2 separate regions of the Homo sapiens genome follow, and region 1 is linked to region 2. The links are chromatin contacts, found by Hi-C or POLR2A ChIA-PET in ENCODE. All regions are on one chromosome and are shown on one strand. Each heading gives the region's core, a stretch centred on a gene start or an enhancer-like site at or near the end of the contact. The rest is flanking DNA. Distances are from core to core; before and after follow the strand shown. Region 1 overlaps NEB (nebulin). Region 2 overlaps NEB (nebulin).

Region 1 (7,016 bases), core at 4,214-6,713, 59 kb before region 2:
ACTTGTCATTGCATATCTTTGCAGTCCAGAAATACTGCTGCATAAATAGCGTCTTGCTCAATTGTTCTTGCCAAAGTCAAAAATGTATATGGTTGATTCAAGAAGGATACTAATTTTTTAAACATGTCTATGTGTCTTCATTTTTTTTTAGAGAAAAAGGAAGGCAGAGTTGTCTTCAGTTTGAGAGCACTGAAAAATTTAAGTACTAATTTTTAAGATGACCAAATTTATTACTTTACCCATAATAATTACTTTTGCCTATAATAATGTAGCCTTAAAAAATGGAGAGGGTATGATTTCACTTTCTCCAGCATTATAAAACAGACCAAAGGACAAGCCTGATTATAGATATTTGATTGGCCTTGGCTTCAGTCACTTTTGAATGGGCCATTTTCTCTTGGCCACAGAGCTTCTCAGTTGGATTATCTTCTCCCAGGAGGTTTATTTTATCCAAGGCAGATGAAGTTAGTTTCTATTCCAGATTATAATGAAGCTCTTAATCCTCTCTCATTTGTTTACATTAGGGGAACTGAAGTAGATTTTTTTTTCAGACTGCTGCAAGGATATTGGGCTATTTTTTAATTCTAAAATTTTCAGCTGGATTTACTTTCTTTAAAATTGCATGATCATGCATTGAAGGCTTTGACTTCACCACAGTGCAATATATTAATGTAGCAAAATTGCACTCATCCCCCATGAATACATACAAATAAATAAAAATAAAATTGCATAATGATGTTGATTCTCTGAGGAATCTAAGATCACATTTCAGAATGGCCCACTAGAATTTCTTCTCAACCCATTGCCCGTGGTTCCTTCATTGCATAAATGTAAAACAAAACAAACACATCTGTTTTTTTCCTCTTAAATTCTCATTTACTTATTTTAGTTTTCTTAAGTAACAAGCTTTAAAATACATCCCTGATGATAGCTAAAAGTGTTCTCTCCTTTGAAGCACTGCATCTTTTTTAAATGCTGAAAGAATTAAAGAACTCTATTTTTTTGGCCTGAAGCCATGAGATGATTGAAGCACATTTTTTCCCACTTATACCATTTTTAAAATATGAACATTTATTCCTAAAGAAAAAATGTAATAAATAAAGTATTTGACCTTCCAGTTTCAAAAGAAACATTCCTAGAAATTTTGAAGAAAAACAGATTCCCTCTGGAATTTATCTCAAAGATATTAAATTGATTCTTATTTTTACTTTAGCTTTTTCTTATAAAATCTCATCTTGAAAAGACTATAAACTGACACATCTTAATAATCCACTTTATAAACATAATAGTGACCCTGTAAGAGTCTTAAGTCATTAAAAATATTAAAAAATATTAAATGCATCTGTAGCATATTTAAAATCCAGATACTAGTCCGGTATCCTTAATTCAATCTAATTTGAGAATGGGGTATAAAAATGAAGTTTAATTATTTGTATCACACTTTTTAGGGATTTTCCTTATGTTTAAGATTTTGTCTTTACACAGGCTCAGCAATGAAAAGTACACTGAACAGTATAAAGTAGAGGGATGATAAAGCTTTATAGAACTGTAAATCTTTGTAGTTTTTCCCTTAAAGCCATGCATTATTTCTAAATTCTTTTCCAGAACTATCTACTGGTACTGTGTCTGCTTTATCTAACTCAATAAACCTCTTAAAAGAGGAAAGGGGGAAAGTGAAATTAAAGATTAAATTGTTCAATCATAGATTGATCTAAAGGCTGTATTTGGATATAGATGAGCTGCTTTCAAACCTCAGCTACCTACCATCCTTGAGGTTACACAAAGGCTTTCCAAGGGGTAAACTGGCATGGATCGTTTTAAGTAAATCAGTTAACATAGCTTCAACTTCCATACATACACTCTTCTAAATTATCTGCCCAAGAATGCCCCTACAGCTTGAGTGGCATCCCACTTCTTTCATAATCACTCTTCTCTCATGTTAAAACAAAAAAGGCATGGTTTAAAGGTGAAGAAATAAACTAGAGAACTAAATGCTACTCATTCTCTTGAACTGAATTCTGGATAGAAAAGCAACATTGCTATAAAGGAAATTATTGGGACATTTGATGAAATTTGAATATTCACCGTATATTTGATAGTAAAAGAGAATAATACTAGACAATAATACTGTATCAATATTAAATTTCCTGAGTCTGATACATATACTGTCATTATATAAAAATATCTTTATTCTTAGGAGATACATGGTAAAGTATTCAAGGATGAAGGCCATAATGTGTACAATTTTCTCTTAATCAGTTCAACAATTGAAAATAATAATAATAAGTAAAATGAAGAAATACACAAACACATAAAGAGAGAGCTAGAGAAAGCAAATATGGCAAAAATGTTAATAAATTGGATAGTTGGTATTCATTGTAGCATTCTTGCAACTTTTCTGTAAGTTTGAAGTTTTGCAAAAGGTGGAAAGTATACATTTTAAAATATTAAAACATACATTAAAATATTTGACTAAGTGTGATAATATAAAGATTTCATTTTTTAAATAAAGAAAAAGAAATAGTCATATTCATCCTAGTAGTTACTATGATGCATGTCTGAAAGTATTAAAACGAAACTTTACCAAACATGGCTGGGTGCAGTGGCTCATGCCTGAAATCCCAGCAATTTGGGAGGCTGAGGCAGGAGGGATCACTTGAGTTCAAGAGTTTGAGATCAGCAACACCCATCTCTACTAAAGAATACAAAAATTAGCTGGGCATGGTGGCACACACCTGTAATCCCAGCTACTCGGGTGGCTGAGGCACGAGAATCGCTTGAACCTGGGAGGCAGTGAGCCGAGATTGTGCCACTGCACTCCAGCCTGGGCGACAGAGTGAGACTGTCTCAAAAAACAAAAAACAACAATAAAAAAGACCCCACAAAACTCTACCAGACAACTTAATTCATTATTGCCCATCAAAACTTTGTAATCAAACCACCATGAGCTCCTACAAGTCTCATTAAGAGATCCAATAAATTTTTACTTTTTATGTTTAAAAATTATTATCAAACTGTATATTTATCTTGTTTTGATTTATTGAATACCGATGTTGGCAATTACTTAAAATTTTTCGTTAAGAGGATACAGAATCAGTCAAAATTTTTATCACTGGTTCACAAAAAGGGCTAAAAGCCATTGGTATATATGATTTGTTTAATGCGTGGTTCTCAAATGACACTTCCATGGAACATTTGTGTTTTGTCTTCTGTGCATGTCTGTCCTGCCACAGAAATTGAACAGTGGTGGTGCTTTCTCAATTCACAGAAGAAGTCAAAAAAGTTTTGCAGTTTTGACTCCTAAATCTTTGGTACCTGCTACCCTCATGTCCTCGAACAACTTGCAGCAGTTGATGAAATAATAGGGAGCAAATCAACATTAACAGAGAGATTCAGAAAGAATGACACATCTTTAGTTCAGCACTAAATTTGATTATGGACACATCCTCCTAGTGGTAGTATTATTATATGTTATTATATGATACTGTTCTCTGCTAGTAAAAATGTTCCCAATTCAAATTTGGAGTTAAATAAATCAACATTTCTTGATTGTTTCATGAAAAGGGCAAATGGTGAACAATCTAAACACATTAAGAGGTGTTCATTTAATGTATAACGTGTAAAAGATTTGTGCAAAGAGAGGTTGTGATGTTAAAACTTGCTGAATGTGAAATTTTCATTTAAATAAATATCCAAGGATAAACAGAAAGTAAAAGAAAGAGTTCTTTTTCTGATTTAAGGCTGAACATACTCATGTAGTTTTGCATCCAAAAGTGGTCTTCCTTTGGCAGAAAATATACTTTTCGAGTGAATGTGAATTCTATATTTAAAAGCTACTCCTTCTTTCCTCAGAGCCTCTATCGTCAGGCCATGGAAGAAGCCAAGAAAGAAGGCTATGACTTGAGAAGTGATGCCATTCCCATTGTGGCTGCCAAGGCCTCTCGGGATATTGCCAGTGATGTAAGAGCTGATCAAGTCCTAACATTTCTTACCATCATGCCAGCCACACAGAATACAGCTGGATGTCTCTTTGGTCATCATCCACCTTAACTCCCTTCAGTGCATAGGCAAATATACTGAGGGTTGAGATACAGATAACTTGCCCAAGATCACAAGCATCACAGAGGCATAGCCTAGACTGGAATGTGGCTCATTTGACTCCTTATTTTTGATCTTTGCTCAATAGGAGTGAGTGCCTCGATTAAAGCTAGATGTGTGTATGCTGAGCTACTCACAAAACCTCAGGAACTTCCTTGGAACACACTCAAGGCAAAGATGCCAGAAAAGAAGCAGGCTTAACTGAGTTTGCCCCATCACTTGAAAATGAACATGGAAAGACAAAGTCTTCTTTCTATGTGGTGCACAGAACCAATATTTCTTTACCCTAAAAATGAAAACATCAGATCCCTGGACATCTTAAAAATTAATCCAAGAGTAGTAAAATTGTTCATTTTTATAGGTTTTTAAATGTTTAAATTCTGGTTAAATATATATATATATATATATATATATATATATATATATATATATACACACACATACATATATATATAATAAAATTTACCATCTTAACCATTTTCAAGTATACTGTTTGGTGGGGTTCAGTATATTCATATTATTGTACAACAGATTTCCAGAATTTTCATCTTGTAAAACTTAAACTCTCTACCTATTAAATAACAGAAATTGTCCATTTTAAAACTATTTCTCCCAAATCAATTGTGAAGAGGAAATTACTTCTCAGACTATGCTAGAAAATTTTAATGATCCATGTAAACATACGCCCCAGGTGTGTTCTTAAATAGGCTCACTCACATGATGGATTTCTGAGACACCATCATGGTTTATTACTGTAATTGGACTCTTCATTTCAGTATTCACTTTTTATCATTTTTTGCCAACATATGATTCTCTAGCATATATAAAGGAACCATTGTGGGGTTATTCTGTGGACATGTGCCAATGAGCACAACAGTCCAATATGTGGCGTTACAGCAGCATGACCAGTGAAACTCCTCTGTTGCCTTAAAGATTTCATAGAAAGCACCACCACAGAAAGAACAACAGGGAATAGCCCTTTGTGCTTCCTTCTTATTTACTGGATTCTCTCTTTCAGTACAAATACAAAGAAGCATATCGTAAACAGTTGGGTCACCACATTGGCGCCCGAGCAGTACACGATGACCCCAAGATAATGTGGTCCCTCCACATTGCCAAAGTGCAGAGTGACCGTGAGTACAAGAAAGATTTTGAGAAATACAAGACAAGGTACAGCAGCCCAGTGGACATGCTTGGTATCGTTTTGGCCAAGAAGTGTCAGACCTTGGTCAGCGATGTGGACTATAAACATCCTCTGCATGAATGGATCTGCCTGCCCGACCAGAATGACATCATTCATGCACGGAAAGCCTATGACCTCCAGAGTGACGTAAGTTTCCTTGATGTTAGCTCTGCATGTTAAAAGCGGATCTGAAACGTGTCTGTGAGTTCTGACTAGTGCCAATGAACTGCAATTTGTTTGTATATTTCAAACAATTTACAATTAAATGTCTGAAAGGAGTTTCCCATTGGAGGTACTACAATTTGTTTTCTTCTCCAAAAGTTCTCTGTAGGAGAGGAAACAAAGTAAATATTATCAGTTCTAAACAGGTATAAATCTTCCTAGGGATTCAGGCTTCCTTTGTTTGAATCAGATGAAACTTAGCCCTTAAAAATATATCACTGCAAACTTTTGGCTAAGGAAGTAAAAAAATGTGTGTGTTTGTTGGCAGAGGGCAGTAGGGAGATAGAGGGAAAGCATATTATGCTAAATTACTTTAATTTACATTTTATACTTACTGATGGGAAAATTCTATCATTCTTACGTTTTTCGAAACCAGTCGTCTAATACTTATCAACATTCAGCATGTCCTATTGAGAGTAAAATAAAATGAATAATTAAGGAAATACCAAACATATCTCTGTAACATCACATTTCCTTTATACACTTGAAGTTTTGTGATTTTTGAAGATGGAAATAAAAGTGAGAATTTTTTGACTGCAGTACTCACGCACCATCAGTCTCAGTGTGTGGTTTTATTTGGAGCTATTAGACTACATTTTCCAAGGCTAAAAAAGCATGCTTCTCTGTAAAAATCTTGTAATACTGTCATAGGCAGGACCATGTCTTTTACTTTAAAAGAAGATCTTTTATCATTCTTGCTGTACTCCTCTGTACCAAAAAAACGCTCAGAAAAAAAAATACACTTAGGATTCAATAATGTGCGTGAGTGAGTGAATGACTATGCTAGGAACCTTAACTATTCATCGGTATTTTTGTGTTTCTCTAGGATAACCCATTTTGTAACTATGAATCTGAAACACTAATTAATAAATCTGTTTCTTATCTGTTGATCTGCAGAATTTGTATAAGTCAGACCTTGAATGGATGAAAGGCATTGGCTGGGTTCCGATTGATTCCTTGGAAGTTGTTAGGGCCAAGAGAGCTGGAGAATTACTTAGTGATACTATCTACCGTCAGCGTCCAGAAACGCTGAAATTTACCAGTATAACGGACACTCCGGAGCAGGTGCTGGCAAAAAACAATGCTTTAAACATGAATAAGGTGAGTCTTCAATCCTCACTGTTAGATACCGAAAGTTACCACAGAACAATTTAAAAATTCTGATATATTATTGCATTTTAAAGATAATAATAAGCATTATGATACCTTCTTAAATGATTTTTCCACTATAATACCATAGTTACTTAGTGATACTTCAAAATATTAAACCATTGTTAAAAGTACTGTGTGCTTTTGTTTGTTTGTTTTGTTTTTTGAGACTAAGTTTTGTTCTCGTCGCCCAGGCTGGAGTGCAATGGCACGATCTTGGCTCACTGCAACCTCCACCTCCTGGGTTCAAGCAATTCTCTTGCCTCAGCCTCCCAAGTAGCTGGGATTACAGGAGCCTGCCACCACACCCAGCAAATTTTTGTATTTTCAGTAGAGACAGGGTTTCACCATGTTGAAGGCTGGT
Region 2 (6,178 bases), core at 40-2,539:
GTTGTAATGGAATGTTAAAAGTGAGGGGCATGTATACATATGTAACTAACCTGCACATTGTGCACATGTACCCTAAAACTTAAAGTATAATAATAAAAAAAAAAAAGTGTTCGAAACCAAAAAAAAAAAAAAGTGAGGGGCTGCTGTCAGGGATGGAGAATAGGCATGGAAAAGGCAACAAAATGGCCAAAATCTCAACCCCAGTCTCAGTCAAGAGAAGCTATTCATTCTGGCAGCCATACAAAGTCTGCAGGACTCTAGAATGACAGCCTGTTTGTTAGGATTAAAGCAGAAATCCAGAAATAAAGGCACATGTAAGTTGGCACAAGCAGCTACAGCTGATGACAGACCTGTATGTTACCATTTTTGATGACTTTTGTTTTTCTTCACAGCTACAATATACAGCAGCAGGTAAAGAAAATCTACAAAACTATAATCTGGTCACAGACACGCCCCTCTATGTGACTGCTGTTCAGAGTGGCATTAATGCCAGTGAGGTGCGTCTTCCTGTACTCCTCTTCCAGGGACAAACTATTTCTTGTCTTTATGTATTTTCTAACAACAGAGGTGAATAACCTATTGTTGCTTGTCTACAGGTAAAATATAAAGAAAATTATCATCAGATTAAGGACAAATACACAACAGTTCTAGAAACAGTGGATTATGACAGAACCAGAAACCTGAAGAATCTTTACAGCAGTGTGAGTTGAGTTTTTTTTCCCCCTTATATATGAGCCACCTTTCCCCCTTCTGGGACAGTAAGAGAATAAATGGGATGGACACTCTTTCCCTAAAGGCTTTTCTATGGTTTTTTCCTGGACCTTCAATCTTACTTTACCTCATAAAATTCTAGTAGGTACAATTAAATAAGCCCCACCTTAAAGAGGAGTCCTGGGAGTTAGTAGGGAGTGTGTGAGAAGGACAGACACAGAAGGAAAACCTGCTACTCAGAAGCTAACCAGATGCATTTTCCCATATTCACAAGAAGGTCTTTAATTCCTGCAGAACCTGTACAAGGAGGCCTGGGATAGAGTGAAAGCCACCAGCTACATCCTGCCTTCCAGCACCTTGTCCCTGACACACGCCAAGAACCAGAAGCATCTGGCCAGCCATGTAAGTAAAGCAAAAACATGACAGCTTTCCCACCCTCCCTCCCCTCCCCTGCTCTCCACTCCAAGAATCTTTCAGGCTGATTCATACGTTGTCCAGAAGTACCCCTAGCACTCCCGTGGGCATGTCCAGGAAATAATTCCAAATGCTCAGTCATTAGAGTCTATGTGCTCACTGCCTGTCTCTCTCTGCTGCCTGGAGAGAATCACAAGCACTTGCAAAGAGGACAGGATGTGACCTTTCAGACTGCCTGTCTGCACATGATAATCTCTGCTAGAGTCAGAAGTAAGGATGGGCTGAAGACATAATACACCTTACAGAAATAGACTTTTTCAATAGAATTACATGGATGTAGGGCAAAAATAAACCAGTGAATATGATAACCGGTTATTATACCATCCCCAGTTAATATAAATTATTTTATAGCAATGAAATAGAAAACATTTAAAAATTGTTTAATTCTCCTTTTTTAGGTAGAACTTTTCTTAGATATAAACATAATTGTAAAACAAACAAACCCTAAATCTCATGAGCTGTTTAAATATAGTAGAAGATCATACATCCTCTAACTCTTTATGCCTTTAAATCTTATGACCTCTAACCATTAATGTTCTTAAGTAAAACCTTTTTGCGTGTGTGTGTTTTGTTTTGGTTTATTATACTTTAAGTTCTGGGGTACACGTGCAGAACGTGGAGGTTTATTACATAGGTATACATATGCCATGGTGGTTTGCTGCACCCATCAACCCATCATCTACATTAGGTATTTCTCCTAATGCTATCCCTCCCCTAGCCCCCTACTCCCTGAGAGGACCCAGTGTGTGATGTTCCCCTCCCTGTGTCCATGTGTTCTCACTGTTCAACCCCCACTTACGAGTGAGAACATGCAGTGTTTGGTTTTCTGTTCTTGTGTTAGTTTGCTGAGAATGATGGTTTAAAACTTCATCCATGTCCCTGCAAAGGACATGAACTCATCTTTTTTATGGCTGCATAGTATTCCATGGTGTATATATGCCATATTTTCTTTATCCAGTCTATCATTGATGGGCATTTGGGTTGGTTCCAAGACTTTGCTATGGTGAAGAGTGCTGCAATAAACATACGTGTGCATGTGTCTTTATAGTAGAATGATTTATAATCCATTGGGTATATACCCAGTAATGGGATTGCTGGGTCAAATGGTATTTCTAGTTCTAGATCCTTGAGGAATCACCACACTGTCTTCCACAATGGTTGAACTAGTTTACACTCCCACCAACAGTGTAAAAGTCTTCCTATTTCTTTACATCCTCTCCAGCATCTGTTGTTTCCTGACTTTGTAATGATCACCATTCTAACTGGCGTGAGATGGTATCTCATTGTGGTTTTGATTTGCATTTCTCTAATGACCAGTGATGATGAGCATTTTTTCATATATTTGTTGGCCGCATAAATGTCTTCTTTTGAGAAGTGTCTGTTCATATCCTTCGCCTACTTTTTGATGGGGTTGTTTGTTTTTTTCTTGTAAATTTGTTTAAGTTCTTTGTAGATTCTGGATAGTAGCCCATTGTCAGATGGATAGATTGCAGAAATTTTTTCCCATTCTGTAGGTTGCCTTTTCACTCTGATAGTAGTTTCTTTTGCTGTGCAGAAGTTCTTTAGTTTAATTAGATTCCAATGGCCTTTGTTGCCATTGCTTTTGGTGTTTCAGTCATGAAGTGTTTGCCCATGCCTGTGTCCTGAAAGGTATTGCCTAGGTTTTCTTCTGGGGTTTTTATGGTTTTAGGTCTTATGTGTACATTTTTAGTCCATCTTGAGTTAATTTTTGTATGAGGTGTAAGGAAGGGATCCAGTTTCAGCTTTCTGCATATGGCTAGCCAGTTTTCCCAGCACCATTCATTAAATAGGGAGTCTTCTCCCCATCGCTTGTTTTTGTCAGATTTGTCAAAGATCAGATGATTGTAGATATGTGGCGTTGTTTCTGAGGCCTCTGTTCTGTTCCATTGGTCTATATATCTGTTTTGGTAAAAGTACCATGGTGTTTTTATTACTTTAGCCTTGTAGTATAGTTTGAAGTCAGATAGCGTAATGCCTCCAGCTTTAATTTTTTCCAATTCTGTGAAAAAAGTCAATGGTAGCTTGATGGGGATAGCATTGAATCTATAGATTACCTTGGGCAGTATGGCTATTTTCACGATATTGAGTCTTCCTATCCATGAGCATAGAATGTTTTTCCATTTGTTCGTGTCCTCTCTTAGTTCCTTGAGCAGTGGTTTGTAGTTCTCCTTGAAGAGGTCCTTCAGATCCCTTGTAAGTTGGATTCCTAGGTATTTTATTATCTTTGTAGCAGTTGTGAATGGGAGTTCACTCATGATTTGGCTCTCTGTTTTTTACTGGTATATAGGAATGCTTGTGATTTTTGCACATTGATTTTGTATTCTGAGACTTTGCTGAAGTTGCTTATCAGCTTAAGGAGATTTTGGGCTGAGACGGTTGGGTTTTCTAAATATATAATCAGGCCATCTGCAAACAGAGACAATTTGACTTCCTCTTTTCCTAATTGAATACCGTTTATTTCTTTCTCTTGCCTCATTGCCCTGGCCAGAACTTCCAATACTATGTTGAATAGGAGTGGTGAGAGAGGGCATCCCTGTCTTGTGCCAGTTTTCAAAGGGAATGCTTCCAGCTTTTGCCCATTCAGTATGATATTGGCTGTGGGTTTGTTATAAATAGCTCTTACTATTTTGAGATACATTCCATCAATACCTAGTTTATTGAGAGTTTTTAGCATGAAGAGCTGTTGAATTTTGTCAAATGCCTTTTCTGTATCTATTGAGATAATCATGTGGTTTTTGTCCTTGGTTCTGTTTATGTGATAGATTACATTTATTGATTTGCATATGTTGAACCAGGCTTGCATCCCAGTGATGAAGCTGACTTGATCAAGGTAGATAAGCTTTTTGATGTGCTGCTGGATTTGGTTTGCCAATATTTTATTGAGTATTTTCACATCGATGTTCATCAGGGATATTGGTCTAAAATTCTCTTTTTTGGTTGTGTCTCTGCCCGGCTTTGGTATCAGGATGATGCCGGCCTCATAAAATGAGTTAGGGAGGATTCTCTCTTTTTCTGTTGTTTGGAATAGTTTCAGAAGGAATGGTACCAGCTCCTCCTTGTACCTCTGGTAGAATCCAGGTGTGAATCCATCTGGTCCTGGACTTTTTTTGGCTGGGAGGCTATTAATTACTGCCTCAATTTCAGAACTTGTTATTGGCCTATTCAGGGATTCGACTTCTTCCTGGTTTAGTCTTGGGAGGGTGTATGTGTCCAGGAATTTATCCATTTCTTCTAGATTTTCTAGTTTATTTGCATAGAGGTGTTTATAGTATTCTCTGATGGTAGTTTGTATTTCTGTGGGAACGGTGGTGATATCCCCTTTATCATTTTTTATTGTGTCTATTTGATTCTTCTTTCTTTTCTTCTTTATTAGTCTTGCTAGCAGTCTATCTATTTTGTTGATCTTTTCAAAAAAACAGCTCCTGGATTCATTGATTTTTTTGAAGGGTTTTTTGTGTCTCAATCTCCTTCAGTTCTGCTCTGATCTTAATTATTTCTTGTCTTCTTCTAGCTTTTGAATTTGTTTGCTCTTGCTTCTCTAGTTCTTTTAATTGTGATGTTAGGGTGTCAGTTTTAGATCTTTCCTGCTTTCTCTTGTGGGCATCTAGTGCTATAAATTTCCCTCTACACACTGCTTTAAATGTGTCCCAGAGATTCTGAGTTCAAGTCCTGATATCCTTGTTAATTTTCTGTCTGGTTGATCTGTCTAGTGTCGACAGGAGGTGTTAAAGTCTCCCACTATTATTGTGTTGCATTCTAAGTCTCTCTGTAGGTCTCCAAGAACTTGTTTTATGAATATGCGTGCTCCTGTGTTGGGTGTGTATATATTTAGGATAGTTAGCTCTTCTTCTTTCATTGATCCCTTTCCCATTATGTAATGCCCTTCTTTGTCTCTTTTGATCTTTGTTGGTTTAAAGTCTGTGTAAAACCTTTTATTGTAAAATTCCCTGTAAGCTTTATTGTAATTCTTAGCCCAGTTCTCCTTCAGAAAAATTAGAGACTTTATCTCTTAATCAGGAACATTTTCTGTAACACTTTAAATCAGCATTTCTCAAACATGTTTTGACCATGACTCACAGTGGGAAATTTATTTTTTATTTCAAGTTCACATACACAGACACACACCCCTGAAGTTTACCTGAGTTTCTTCTGGCACAAATGTCTCACAGAAGAGTAGTGACTGCTAGACTAGAGACAGTGCACTCTGATAATTTCCATTCTGTTCTACTCATTTAAATGCTAGTGACTCAGTAAATTGATTTCACTACTCTACTGGGCTTACAGATGCACAGCTTAGAAATAAACTTCATTAGACAGTCTATGGAATTATTTAATTTTTACCTGGAGGAAACAGTAACATATTTGATTTTACCCAGACCCACCTCTATTTGGAAGATTACAAAAAGGAGCAAACTTTTCATTTTGGAAGAAAAGTACTATAGATAAGATTTTAAAAGCTCAAAAGAGGCTTTTTCCTTGAGTCATGAACAAAATTATAGAGGCAAGATTCTTGGCAAATTGGTTTTGGAGCAAGGTAAAACATAGAGAAATTAATCCTTTAAAAGAAGTATTCTGACCTTATTTTAGGAAAAAGTTTTGTGTGTGTGTATGTGTTTTTTTTTTTTTTAACGGTGCCTTTAAATGCCATCATCTTTGAAGCTGAGAAATAGATTAGATGTAAGAAGCTGATTTTCTGTTTTGGAAAAATCTAGTGGAAATTTTGGTTGGCCTCCAGTCAATGAAGAGCATTGCTGGAATTCTGACACAAATATATACTCCCATCTCTCTTTTGTTACAGAGGTGCAAATCGCTGAGTTTTGGAAGAACTGTTATTTTATTATTGTGTGCTATGAGATTGGATCTTAGTCTCTGTCTTAACCTGGTTTATATAATCATGGAACACTAATTAACGGGCAACATGGCTTAAGAACTAATTGTTATCCCACAGAAGTTGATTGCACTGTATTTTTGA

Evidence for each region. A loop is a pair of places that touch in the nucleus more often than their neighbours do. ChIA-PET counts read pairs that join two places held with the same protein, here RNA polymerase II (POLR2A). Pooled maps may share reads with other maps.
Region 1: a loop to region 2 is called in a map of PC-3, with 3 times the contacts of the local background. The contact joins two enhancer-like sites. A Hi-C loop is called at or near these places in 4 of 168 maps with a recorded cell type or tissue (HAP-1, PC-3 and psoas muscle), 4 of 37 single-sample maps with no recorded cell type and 7 of 50 pooled maps. POLR2A ChIA-PET finds 5 or more read pairs at or near these places in 1 of 52 experiments (CD4-positive, alpha-beta T cell).

Annotation. Positions count from the first base shown.
Region 1 is chr2:151,617,863-151,624,878 of GRCh38, reverse strand. NEB (nebulin) reads left to right here. Exons shown (of 182, transcript NM_001164508.2): 72 at 3,853-3,960; 73 at 5,117-5,428; 74 at 6,401-6,604. Among named protein-coding and RNA genes, the nearest start is that of NEB, 110 kb to the left of the region's middle. Within about 2 kb of position 5,463, at least 2 of the 41 ENCODE cell types and tissues checked have a DNase peak (open chromatin) inside an H3K27ac peak, as active enhancers do.
Region 2 is chr2:151,555,527-151,561,704 of GRCh38, reverse strand. NEB (nebulin) reads left to right here. Exons shown (of 182, transcript NM_001164508.2): 122 at 393-497; 123 at 597-701; 124 at 1,006-1,113. Among named protein-coding and RNA genes, the nearest start is that of RIF1, 150 kb to the right of the region's middle. Within about 2 kb of position 1,289, at least 3 of the 41 ENCODE cell types and tissues checked have a DNase peak (open chromatin) inside an H3K27ac peak, as active enhancers do.